Regions from separate parts of the Homo sapiens genome. Here region 2 is linked to region 1. Evidence: chromatin contacts called from ENCODE Hi-C data. All regions are on one chromosome and are shown on one strand. Each heading gives the region's core, a stretch centred on a gene start or an enhancer-like site at or near the end of the contact. The rest is flanking DNA. Distances are from core to core; before and after follow the strand shown.

The links. A loop is a pair of places that touch in the nucleus more often than their neighbours do. Pooled maps may share reads with other maps.
Region 2: a pooled map shows a loop between it and region 1 (2.9-fold over the local background). The contact joins the promoter of HSD17B7 here to the enhancer-like site in region 1. A Hi-C loop is called at or near these places in 1 of 50 pooled maps.

What each region holds. Positions count from the first base shown.
Region 1 is chr1:162,660,136-162,665,801 of GRCh38, reverse strand. The region is part of intron 2 of DDR2 (discoidin domain receptor tyrosine kinase 2); the gene reads right to left. Among named protein-coding and RNA genes, the nearest start is that of DDR2, 31 kb to the right of the region's middle. Within about 2 kb of position 2,066, at least 2 of the 41 ENCODE cell types and tissues checked have a DNase peak (open chromatin) inside an H3K27ac peak, as active enhancers do.
Region 2 is chr1:162,788,837-162,794,177 of GRCh38, reverse strand. It overlaps HSD17B7 (hydroxysteroid 17-beta dehydrogenase 7), which reads right to left and starts at 3,476. Exons shown (of 9, transcript NM_016371.4): 1 at 3,343-3,476; 2 at 1,316-1,519. The coding sequence starts at 3,377. RefSeq lists silencers at 1,892-2,092, 3,489-3,548.

The sequences.
Region 1 (5,666 bases), core at 817-3,316:
ACATATCCTTCTCCTCTTATGTATCTGGGGATCACAGATTGGACTTTATTGATTAACAGACCATAAACAAAGGATTTAGAGAAGTGTTCACCTTTATCTCTAAAGCTCACTTAAGTAGGTTTTTTTCCTCCCCATGGAGTTGACTTTTTATTCAAATGATATTATCTGTTATATCATTGACATGTGCCATAGTTTTGATAAAAGGCAGCCTGTATGAGTGGCAAAAAAAAAAAAAAAATCATACATGCAAGTCCCTGTTAATCAGAATCACTGAGGACGGCATTATAAAGGAAATGGTACATGAGCTAGGAAGGGTCAAATTTGACAGTGGGGTGGGCAGGGGCCACTTAAGATGCAGTGGGAACCTGAGACAAGGTGCAGGCAGATGAATGAGCACACCTAGGGCCATGAGGGAACAAGGTTCACTCAGCTGTAGCACTGCAAGGAATGTTGGCAACCATCTACAACATAGTCCCTTGTTTTACAGGTGTTCCATCTGAGATCTAGAGGGTGAGCTAACTGCCTTGTCAAAATCACACAGCCTTATGTTAAAAGAGGCTCCCGATCCACTTTATGATGTTTAACGCATGCTCTGTGAACATTCTGTCCCCAGGAACAAGTAGAGTTTCAGAAAGGGGAGGTTATGGACATGTACAAGAAATAGGAAGTCTGAAAAGGTTTTTGATTTGTGTAGAAAATATACGTAGGAAACTAAGGGAAGTGAAATTGGGAAGATCAATTGGGATTTGACTCTGAAAGACCTTGAATGTCAAACCAATTCTGTATATGTAAGAGAGAACTACTCCATATGTTCGAGCAGAGCTCAAATAGCAAACTTACCATTTTTTATCCCCAGGAACAAGACTAACATATGAAAATAACTAAGAGCAAGGAAAGATATTCCCAAGAGTAAAAAAATTCTCAGAATCCCAGGGAAATAAGGAAATTACCTAGGTTTTTTAATGCATTCTGTCAACAAATATTCCTTTACAATATCTTCCCTTTAAAAAAATATGTAACTCATTTATTTTTCTGATGAAAAAGTGATGCATGCTCATTTATGACTTTTCAATTGCATAAGGAAACAAAAATGGTCCCATAATTCCGTAACCTAAAAGTCATCATAGTTAACAATTTGGCATATTTTCATTAGAGTTTTCTTCTATGTACTTTTACATCATTGATTGTATATCTTTATATTACATTGTGACTTTTATCTTGATTTAATATAATATCATAAATACCTTCTTGTGTTATCTAAAACTCTCAAAACCCAAAGGCTTATAACTTATATATTTAACCATATACTCAAGGCTGGTCATTTAGGGTTTTTTAGTACATAATTCTATAATAAATTTGTGTATAATCTTTGTGTATAGATTTTGTCCTTTTCAGGGTATTCCTTAGAGTACATTCATAAAACTAAAGTTCCTAAGTCAAATATTATGGAAAATTTTTAAGGTTATTCACGTATCTTGTCTAATTTGTTTCTATTTCTGATTATTTAATAGGTAAAACATATACATACAATTCTGGAGTTAGGAAGAATTACTAGAGTTTTTATTGAATGAAAGCAGTTTTTCCTGTTTTAATATCTTTAATTAATAAATATTTAATATTTGGGCAAAAAAAGTCTTCATAAAATTAGTTTGTAGCAAAATAAAAGTCCAGATTAAATTGAATGTCTACTCAGCCCTTCCCCGCATTTTGCACTGTTGCTTTCTCCTATCTTCTGATCAGTACTCCAGCCCCCTTCCTTTTCTCACTCCTGTCCTCCCCCAGCCTCTCAGACTCTTGGATATTTTCAGTTCTGTGATCTATTAGGGGGTTTCCATTTTGCATTTCCGAGTACAGGGCTCAAGTCCACGTGCTGAGGCTTCTGCACCCTTCCCCAGGACTTTGAAAAGTAAAGTTTTGCAACAAAAAGATTAGTGGTGCTTTCCTGATTTTCACGGCCTGTGTGTTTCTCATTATCTTCCCTTGGATGCAATCACTGGCTTTTGTTCCGAAGCCACATGAGGCTAGACACCGGTCTTCCCAGAGCAGGGAGACTTCTCTAGGACTAATACTAGGCAGAAAGCTGAGTCACCAGCCTCTTGTGTAGTCAAGTCCCCTCCACTCCATTCTGCTTGGCATGGTTCTGCCGCAGCCTCCTTCACCGCCCACCTGCTCTTATCCTGGCCCTCCTAACAAGACTCTCCACCCTCAACTTCTTTCCCTTCTAGTCTTTTTCATACATTACAGCAAGATCAAGTTTTCTCACAGCAAAATTCATATCATTTTACAACTCTGCTCAAATATCTGCAGCAGTTCTTTGTTACTTACATGGAAAAGAAAATCCAATATTTTGCAACAAATCCATACATATTTATTTATTGAGTTGACATGAGATAGGGGACCCCCTCCAGCAAGCTCTATAGGTTTTTTAAGGGGTAGCCAGTGCATTAAGCACTATGGAATCTGTACAATGAGCTCTATGTCTAGTTTGTGAGCTAAAACAGACACATGAAAAGTGAAATGAGTCAGCCCTGCATATTTGACTGCCAGATGTCACACTCAACATTTTTCAAATTCAACTCACTCTCTTCTCCCCAATCTATGTTTTCAATCTAATGGTTCCATTATTCAGGTTCTCAAGAAAAGATACATACAGGCCAGGGATACTGGGAGATTTGGGGGGCAGGAGACTTTGGCCTTGCAATGCCCATTGAAATCCAATTATTACATATTCACTTTCTTAGTTATGCTTAGGGTGAATAAAGGGGCAATGAAATTAATAAAACATATCCCCACTGTTATGAGTATATAATCTAATGGCAGAGACATCGAGCTTGCTGGAAAGGGTCCTCTGTCCCGTGTCAACCCCACACACCCAAACTGTGCCTCAGAAGCTGAAGTCTCCAGATCCCCCTCGTTCAGTTATTCAGTTTAGAAAAAGTGGACTAGGACACCTCCACATACTTTCTTGATTCTCTTCTGCTTGTTTTCTACTGAATCGCAATCAATCCAGATATTAGAACAACTATTAGTATTTGCAAGCACTTCATATTTATAAAACACTCATTCAAACATTATCTGATTTGATCTTCACAAAAAACTCACAAGGCATGTTTTTATCACCTTCATTTTACAGATGAGAAACACATGCTTTAGGGAAATTAAGCCACACAATTAGGTTCTTTTCAGTGCAATAAACATATGTCTAATTTCTAATATATGTCAGGCACTAAGGGTAAAAAAGTATGTGAAATGAAGCTCTTTTCTATCAATGACTTTACAATCTGGAGAGAGAGACAGACTGCAAATGGATAATTTCCATATAATGTGGTATGAGAACAGACGGTGTAGAAGTTGCTGCAAAAGCAGAGAAGTAAATGTCCAACCTAACCTGCAGATTCAGGGAAGGAAGCTGGGGTGGTTATGTCACCTGGATGGAAAGCTGAATGAGGTGTTAGTTAGCTCACAGATCAAGAAACTAGAATTTGAACTCAGATGTGTCTGACTCTCCAGTTCAGGTTTTTCCTGCATCCTGTTACACAATAGGTTTTCAATGGATATTCACTGAGTGAATGAATGAATGAGTGAATGAATGAATGAATGAATACATTGTACTTCTTCCAATGAAGAGAATGTCTAAAATATCAGCCCAAATAATAACTTTGGCTTTAAAACCTTCACATTCTGACCAGCTAAGCTAATCAGCTCTGCATCTTAGGGAATTCCAGGAGGGCTTCCAAGAAACAAGGTTTAACATAAGGGGCTCTAATTCACTCCTACAATCTTTAATTGGTTGAAGTCAAGATAGACTCTAGAATTAAGGAGAAGACTCTCCACTTATGTCTACCCGGACTCTTCACAAACCCTTTTAGTGTCCTGGACTATGCAGACAAAGGGAAAAGGAACTAAGTAAGAATAAAGCTTCTGGAGCTACAGCAAAGATTCCCACAGAATCTCACCCTAAACCTCTTTGGCCCCAGATAACTCTGGATGAGGAAAAAGAATCTCAATTCTCCTACACCCACCTCCTCTGAAATTTGGTTCTGGAAAGAAAACCAAGATCTCCAAGACTTGCAGAGCAGAGCAGAGTGCCCACATCCTCCAGTGATTACACGGGTCCCACCTCCCTCCTCCTACAACCTCCGGCTTCACTGTGTTTGTGGAGCAGATGCCTCCATGCCAGCTTCTCTTCTGTATTTCCTGATCCTTGGCCTAAGTCTCTGCCTTCTGTCTCTGTATGCTTGGTGTACACACGCAGCTATTCTTGGAGCTTGTGTGTGCCATCATTTCACAATTCAAAAACCCAAATAAGAGACAGGTGGTGGGATTCTCCAAGGGAATTAAAAGAAGGACTCCAAGCCCATACAGTCTGCCCAGTGAATAGGCCAGAGTGGGGCCAAAACCAACGCTACCTTTTTAGGAGTAAAATGTGTATTATAACCAACTTGTACAAGTCTTTTTATTTCCTTGGTCCCAGATATATTTTTACTCAGAATTTCCTTTTGATTCCAATTCTTGGGGAAAGTCAGACTTATGTTGAACAATTAATGAAATCAATTTGTGGAGGAGGGAGTCAGCTCAATAAAATTATATAAAATTATAACCATTTCTTTGAGGAGGGACATATTAAATGGATTTTGGAAAGTCACAGGCTCTGTGGTACCATTATCCAGACCAATTTTAGGCTCAAGACCCTTTGTGGGTTGCCTGGGAATGACGGTTTATGGTTCAGCTTCTCTATGAATAGCCATGGATTCAGATGGGCTTGCGAAGTTTGCCACTGGGGCAAGAGAGTATAGCTATTTGATTCTTTAAGGAAATATTTAGAGTCACTCACATAAGCCAGGGTCAGCAAACTGTTTTCTATAAAGTCCCAGATAGTAAATACTTTTGGCTTTGTGTGTCATGCAGTCTCCTTTACAACTATTCAACTCAGTCAGTACAGCACAAAAGAAGCCACAGACAATATGTAAATACATGAGCGTCACTGTGATCTAATAAAACTTTCTTTGCAAAAAGAGGTGGCAGGCTGGATGCCACCAGCAGGCCACAGTTTTCCAACTCCTGTCATAAACCATCTGTTCTGTGCAGAAGTGTCACTCTCAGGAGGGAAGGTGTCCGGTGACAACTCTAGAAAGGAAGTTGCTGCTTTGATGTTAGAAAACTTCAAGATCTGGTTGTTTGATCATTACCTAAGTAATTGAGTGTCAGAACCTGCATTTAACATGATCCCTAGGTGATGTGTATACATTACATCTGGAGACCAGCAAGTCTCAAAGGCCAATCAAATTACAGATTCTGATTTAGTCTGAGGTCCTAGATCCTGCATTTTTAACAAGCTCTTTGATGATGCCAATGCTCTCACTAGATGATATTTCAGATAGTAAAGATCTATTTTAGACCATTTTCTACAAGACAATATTGGAGCAGAACATAAGTACGGGGGGTCCCAACTGCCCACCGCCGCCTACCTCCTCTACCCCCAAACAAAATAATGCCTGATAAATACTGTGCTAAATGTTACACAAAAGCGAAAATGTTTGACAGAGACTCAGACCTTACCTAGAGGGGATCATGGATTTTTGAGTGTGAAAAAAATTTAATGTCTCTTATAAGACAATTAGATATCAGTGAGAAATCCTGAAACATGCTATGAAAGTCTAGAAGAG
Region 2 (5,341 bases), core at 2,227-4,726, 130 kb before region 1:
TGAAAATTAATTATTCCAGATAGCCCTAGGGCAGCATAGACTAGTGCAGGGTTCTTGGACTTTTTTCATCATAAATTCCTCTTACAATTTAAAAACAAATAAATAAATAAAAAGCCCTCTCTGCTCAGAAAAATGCATTGTGCACCTACATGCAATTTTGTGTTCACTTTCAGGGGAGTTATACATCTGAGGACTCTATTCCTTCATATACCAACTATTGATCAAATGTCTATTACATGCCAATTACTGTGAAGGTGTGAACAAATCTTTACTGGCCTAGGGAAAAAAAATACCCCTTAGGAAGCAGGGAGAAGCCCTGGGGTCTTGGACCCACCCAACTAATATAAGATTGGATGACCTTCCCAGGCATATTACCCTTATTTCTGTGTCTCAGTTTCTTCACTTGTTAAATGTCACTCACTACTTGCCTTATCTACTTAATGAATTCATTATGTGAAGAAAGATGTAAAAAATGAATTCAAATGTCAAAGGAGTTACCTTAACGTAAGGCAGTGCAACTGATCACACATCAGGATGTACTTACAAATTAGTCTCCATGAAATAATTATGATCATGATTGAGATTGAAAATGTGGTACTGGCCAAGTGCAATGGTTCACACCTGTAATCCCAGCACCAACTGATCGATCACATATCAGGATGTACTCATAACTTAGTCTCCATGAAATAATTATGATCATGACTGAGACTGAAAATGTGGTACTGGCTGGGCGCAATGGCTCACGCCTGTAATCCCAGTACCAACTGATCACACATCAGGATGTACTCATAAATTAGTCTCCATGAAATAATTATGATCATGATTGAGACTGAAAATGTGGTACTGGCCAGGCGCAATGGCTCACGCCTGTAATCCCAGCACTTTGGGAGGCCGAGGCGGGTGGATCACGAGGTCAGGGGTTCGAAACCAGCCTGACCAACATGGTAAAACCCCGTCTCTACTAAAAATACAAAAATTAACCAGGCATGGTGGCGCATGTCTGTAATCCCAGCTACTCAGGAGGTGGAGGCAGGAGAATCACTTGGAACCCAGGAGGTGGAGGTTGAAGTGAGCCGAGATCACGCCATTGCACTCCAGCCTGGGCAACAGAGCAAGACTCCATCTCTTTAAAAAAAAAAAAAAAAAGAAAGAAAACGTGGTACTGAGACACAATGGGTCACCCTATACAGACTTCCTCAACATAACTGCTTACACCGCACCTGTTTCTTTTCAGGTTTTTCTTTCCTCTCTTATTTTATTAAGTGTTATGCTGCACAATCACATGAGAAAAAAAATCCATCAGCAAGAGATATACCTTTGCTTAAGTTCCTTGGAGGCCCGGAAGACCGACTGCAGGTTGCTGACATCCACCTGGACAATGGTGACCTCAGCAGTGGGGTGAGAGGCCAGCAGAGCAGCACAGACAGCTTCTGCCTTGCTCATGTTCCTGCACGCCAAACACAGATGAAGCTCATCATCTTCCGCCAGCAGCCGCTTGCAGAGGGCCAGGCCAATGCCACTGGGAGGACAATTCAGACACAAGATGTGGGTTATCTGGGATGGCATCAGGTACAGGCATTTCTCTCTGGTTCAGAAAACTGTGTCAAGTTGACCTCCAATGAGAAGCCCAGATAGAAAGAAAAGACTCAACAATTATTTAAGAAGGGAGGAATCCTACACTCCAATAGTCACTTGCTTGAGACACAGCCTAGTTTGTGTTTTTCTCATTTTGAAAAACTTCAATGACAAAATAACTGGACTGAAAACAAGAATTGTTCTTTAGTTTTTCTACTACTGGGCTTTATCCTGCCAGTGGTTTTCATTTTGTACCTATTATGTCACTCATGAAAATGATTTAATATATCACCAGTAAGGGCTCAAAAGAGCATCTTATTAGCTGTTTCCTATGTGCATTTTGACTTTGCTGTCTAGGCTCCTCAGGGGCAAGGGCTCTACCACCTACTGGTATCGTAAACACCATAAGGAGCACCAGAAATCTCTGATAAAGGAACAGATGAATCTTTCAGGATGAGGCATCAGTAACATGGCAGGATGTACAAATCCCTCTCAACAACTATGATTAAATAATAGAAAAAGAAAGAACTCAACATGATTAAGTAGAAGGTAGGAATACACTAAATATTAGATGAGTACACCACTTGGAAACAAAGAACTTCAAAACCAGCATTGTAAAACCGCATAGGAGTGGTGACAGCAGTCAGACCAGCCTGGCTGATAGCAATGAAAAGCTGGGTAATAAGTTCTCTTTCAAGACTTAAGCTGATTCCAGGCAAATATGTTAATAGTTAAAACCCAAAAAGAGCCTGGAACCATCAGTAATCTATTAGCACCAACAACAAAGCATCAAAAATATTTATTTGTCCTCACATGAGAACAGTAGGCATTTAATATACAATTGCACATGTCACAATATATGTAAAAGAAACAGACAAAATCAATTCTGACTTACTCAGTACCTTCCACATAAGAAGCACCAATCAACGGTTAAAGTCACTTGAGAGGGTATGCTAAAAAGTTGCCAAATGCAGACACCTACCAAGCTGGCTTAGTTAATACGCATGTGGTTAAATAATTGAAAGTGGATCAATCTTAAATGTTTAACATGTCCTCTGTCTTAATCATTTAAAAATGCCAAATGCAACTAGTAGAAAAATGGTTTGATTGGCTTCATCCTCCACACATTTTTCACAGAAGTGCAAATGACAGGTAAAACAAGCAACAGAAGAGGCTGAGAGACTAAACGAGCAACCCTGGAATTATTATGAGCTGGTTATTCTGCACCCCAACCATGCCTTCATAGGAAAAGATTAATTTTCTCTGGGTTTCTGAAGAGTATGTTAGCTCTCTAGCACTGAGCTAAATGAAACGGGATTGTTTTCTCTCCACCGTCCTAATGTTCATGGGTGTTCAAATTTGTAGGCAAAAGGCTTGTACAGACAAAACACCTGGAGTATAAGACATGATCACGTGGTCAGGAGCAAAATATTGGGCACTGACGATAAATACGAACAGTAGGCAAAGATGGAAAAGGGGCGGAGCCCGCCTGAGTACCCCATTGCCTTGATAACCTCAGGATCATCACTGCGACACTCATCACTTACTGATGCTCTAGTTTTCCTTTTCACTGTCATGTTTAATACAAAGCACCAGTTACTGAGCACCTCAAGAGGCCGACATGCCCCACACCTGCTGCAGACTCCGGGGAACCTAGGCAAAGCCAGGGGCGGGCGCTTCCGGGGTCCGTTCGTGGAGGGTCGCAGACCCCTGCTCTCTCGGACCCCTGATCCGCTGCCGCCTCTGCCAACCCAAAGGAGGCCTCACCTGCTAGCCCCGGTGATCAAAACCACCTTTCGCATCTTCGCGCACTCACACTTCCAAGCAGTGAAGCAAACACCGCCGCTGCTTTCGGAAGTCCTACGATTTCGGGCCGCCTCACCCGTCACCAATCAGAGTACGGCCACGCCCCGCCTCCCGTTGCGTCATCGAGTCTGAGCTGATCCCTCCAATCTCAGTCCGCCAACCGTTCCCTGCCCTCGGAGACGGCGTCGGGTGAGATAGGCCGAGGGGCGGAGCTGCGTGACGCAAAGCCCGGAGCCATTCCAGGCTCTTCTCGCTCCGCCTAGGCGCAGGTGTCTGTCACTGCTTCCTAGGGCTCAGCGGGCGCCTGATCTTTAATCCTGGTGGGGGCGTCACCCGGCCTAGCACTCAGGACAGGATCTGTGACACGCACTGGGTCTGTGCCCTGGCGCCTGAGATTGGCACTTCTTTGCAGGAAGGCCTCACGGTATTTGCACCAGTGCCCATTTTAGAGAAAAGGTTTGGGTCTAGGAGCCAAAGTTGGGCGATTATCATCTAATTTTCCACTCCTTTTTGGATGTACAGATCCAGGCATTGTGCCACTTCACAGCCCAACTTTTGATCCCAGACCTCCTCCTCTAAAGAAGCTTATTTGAGAAAATGAGCACTGATTTTATTAAGAACTTTATGTAGAATCAGACGTAAATTACCAGTATTCAAAACTTGGAATGTGGCGTGGAATCAGAATCTCAGAACTTCATTCTCCGAAGTACTGAGAATGTGCTGTAACCTTCTGTATCAGTGCATCTCAAACTGTGCTAAAGGACCTGTTTTTGTCTCCAAGCCATCCCAGATGGGTGCTTTTAGAAAATACAAAAAAATAAAGTGCTAGAAAAAGAAAAGCAAAAGGCATACAAAACACAAGCCCCGATATTTTATTATTAGATCCAAGACATATAAAAGTACTCTGCCAAAATGAGGCAGAATAGGGTTTGGAGGCAGGGTACTTAAGGCCACTTCGTGCTGACTTCCTAAAGCTCAATCAAGGAAAAACAGCAAGGGCTGGAAGTAGGGAATCTGAGACCAATTGGTGCTGGCTTCCCAAAGCTGGATCAAAAGGAAAACACCTGGGTCTGGGGGCCGAGAGCCTAGGGTCAATTAACACCAACTTCCTAAAGCTAAACCAGAAGGAAAAACCCCATCTCCCCACTCCCCAGTAGCAAAGGATCAAAGGCTACTCTCCCTACAACCTTCTGTTCTCAGACCAAACTGAGGGTTGGGCTGCTATTTTTCAAGGCCCAATAACGAGATGCAGATGAGCTGGGGAGGAAGAGAGTTTTTATTTCTGTAACCGGTTGCAGGGAGAAGGCCTGGAAATTATCACCAGACCAACTCAAAATTACAGTTTTTCAGAGCTTATATGCCTTCTAAGCGAACTGTCTATGTGTAAGTGTGCATTTATCTAAAGACATAAGTGATTAACTTCTTTTAATCTGTAACTAAGGTCTGAGTCCTGAAAACCTTCCTCTGGAGCCTCAGTAAATTTACTTAACCTAAATGGGTCCAGGTGCTGGGGTGATTGCCCTTGTATTCTCTCCTGCTAAGTGGTGGAGGTTTGAGGAGTTCTCTTAGACCCCCCAATAAACTTGTTTGTGGAGGCCTGGGGAGTTTCTTCAGACCACAATAAAACTTGTTTAATCCTAAAGGGGTCCGGTTAAGAATTCTTTCTTTATTTTGTATGCTTTAAGAGGCCCAGGAAAGGCCTAGGCAAAATTCTTGATGGGCTTTTGTTACATCCCAGCCTTTGTATAAGGGCACTGGCTTTTAATATTTAACCACTTAGTACTGAAACAGTTGTTAGTGAGACCTGGCCTGCCACACTTCCACCATGTCTCAGATGGAAAGGGAAAGTGCCTTGGATTGGCTGTGGGCCAAGCACTAAGCATGGGCCATGCCATCATCTGCATAGGGCACAAATTCACCTCAGCCTTTACTTAGCCATAAACCAAATCCTTCATCCAGA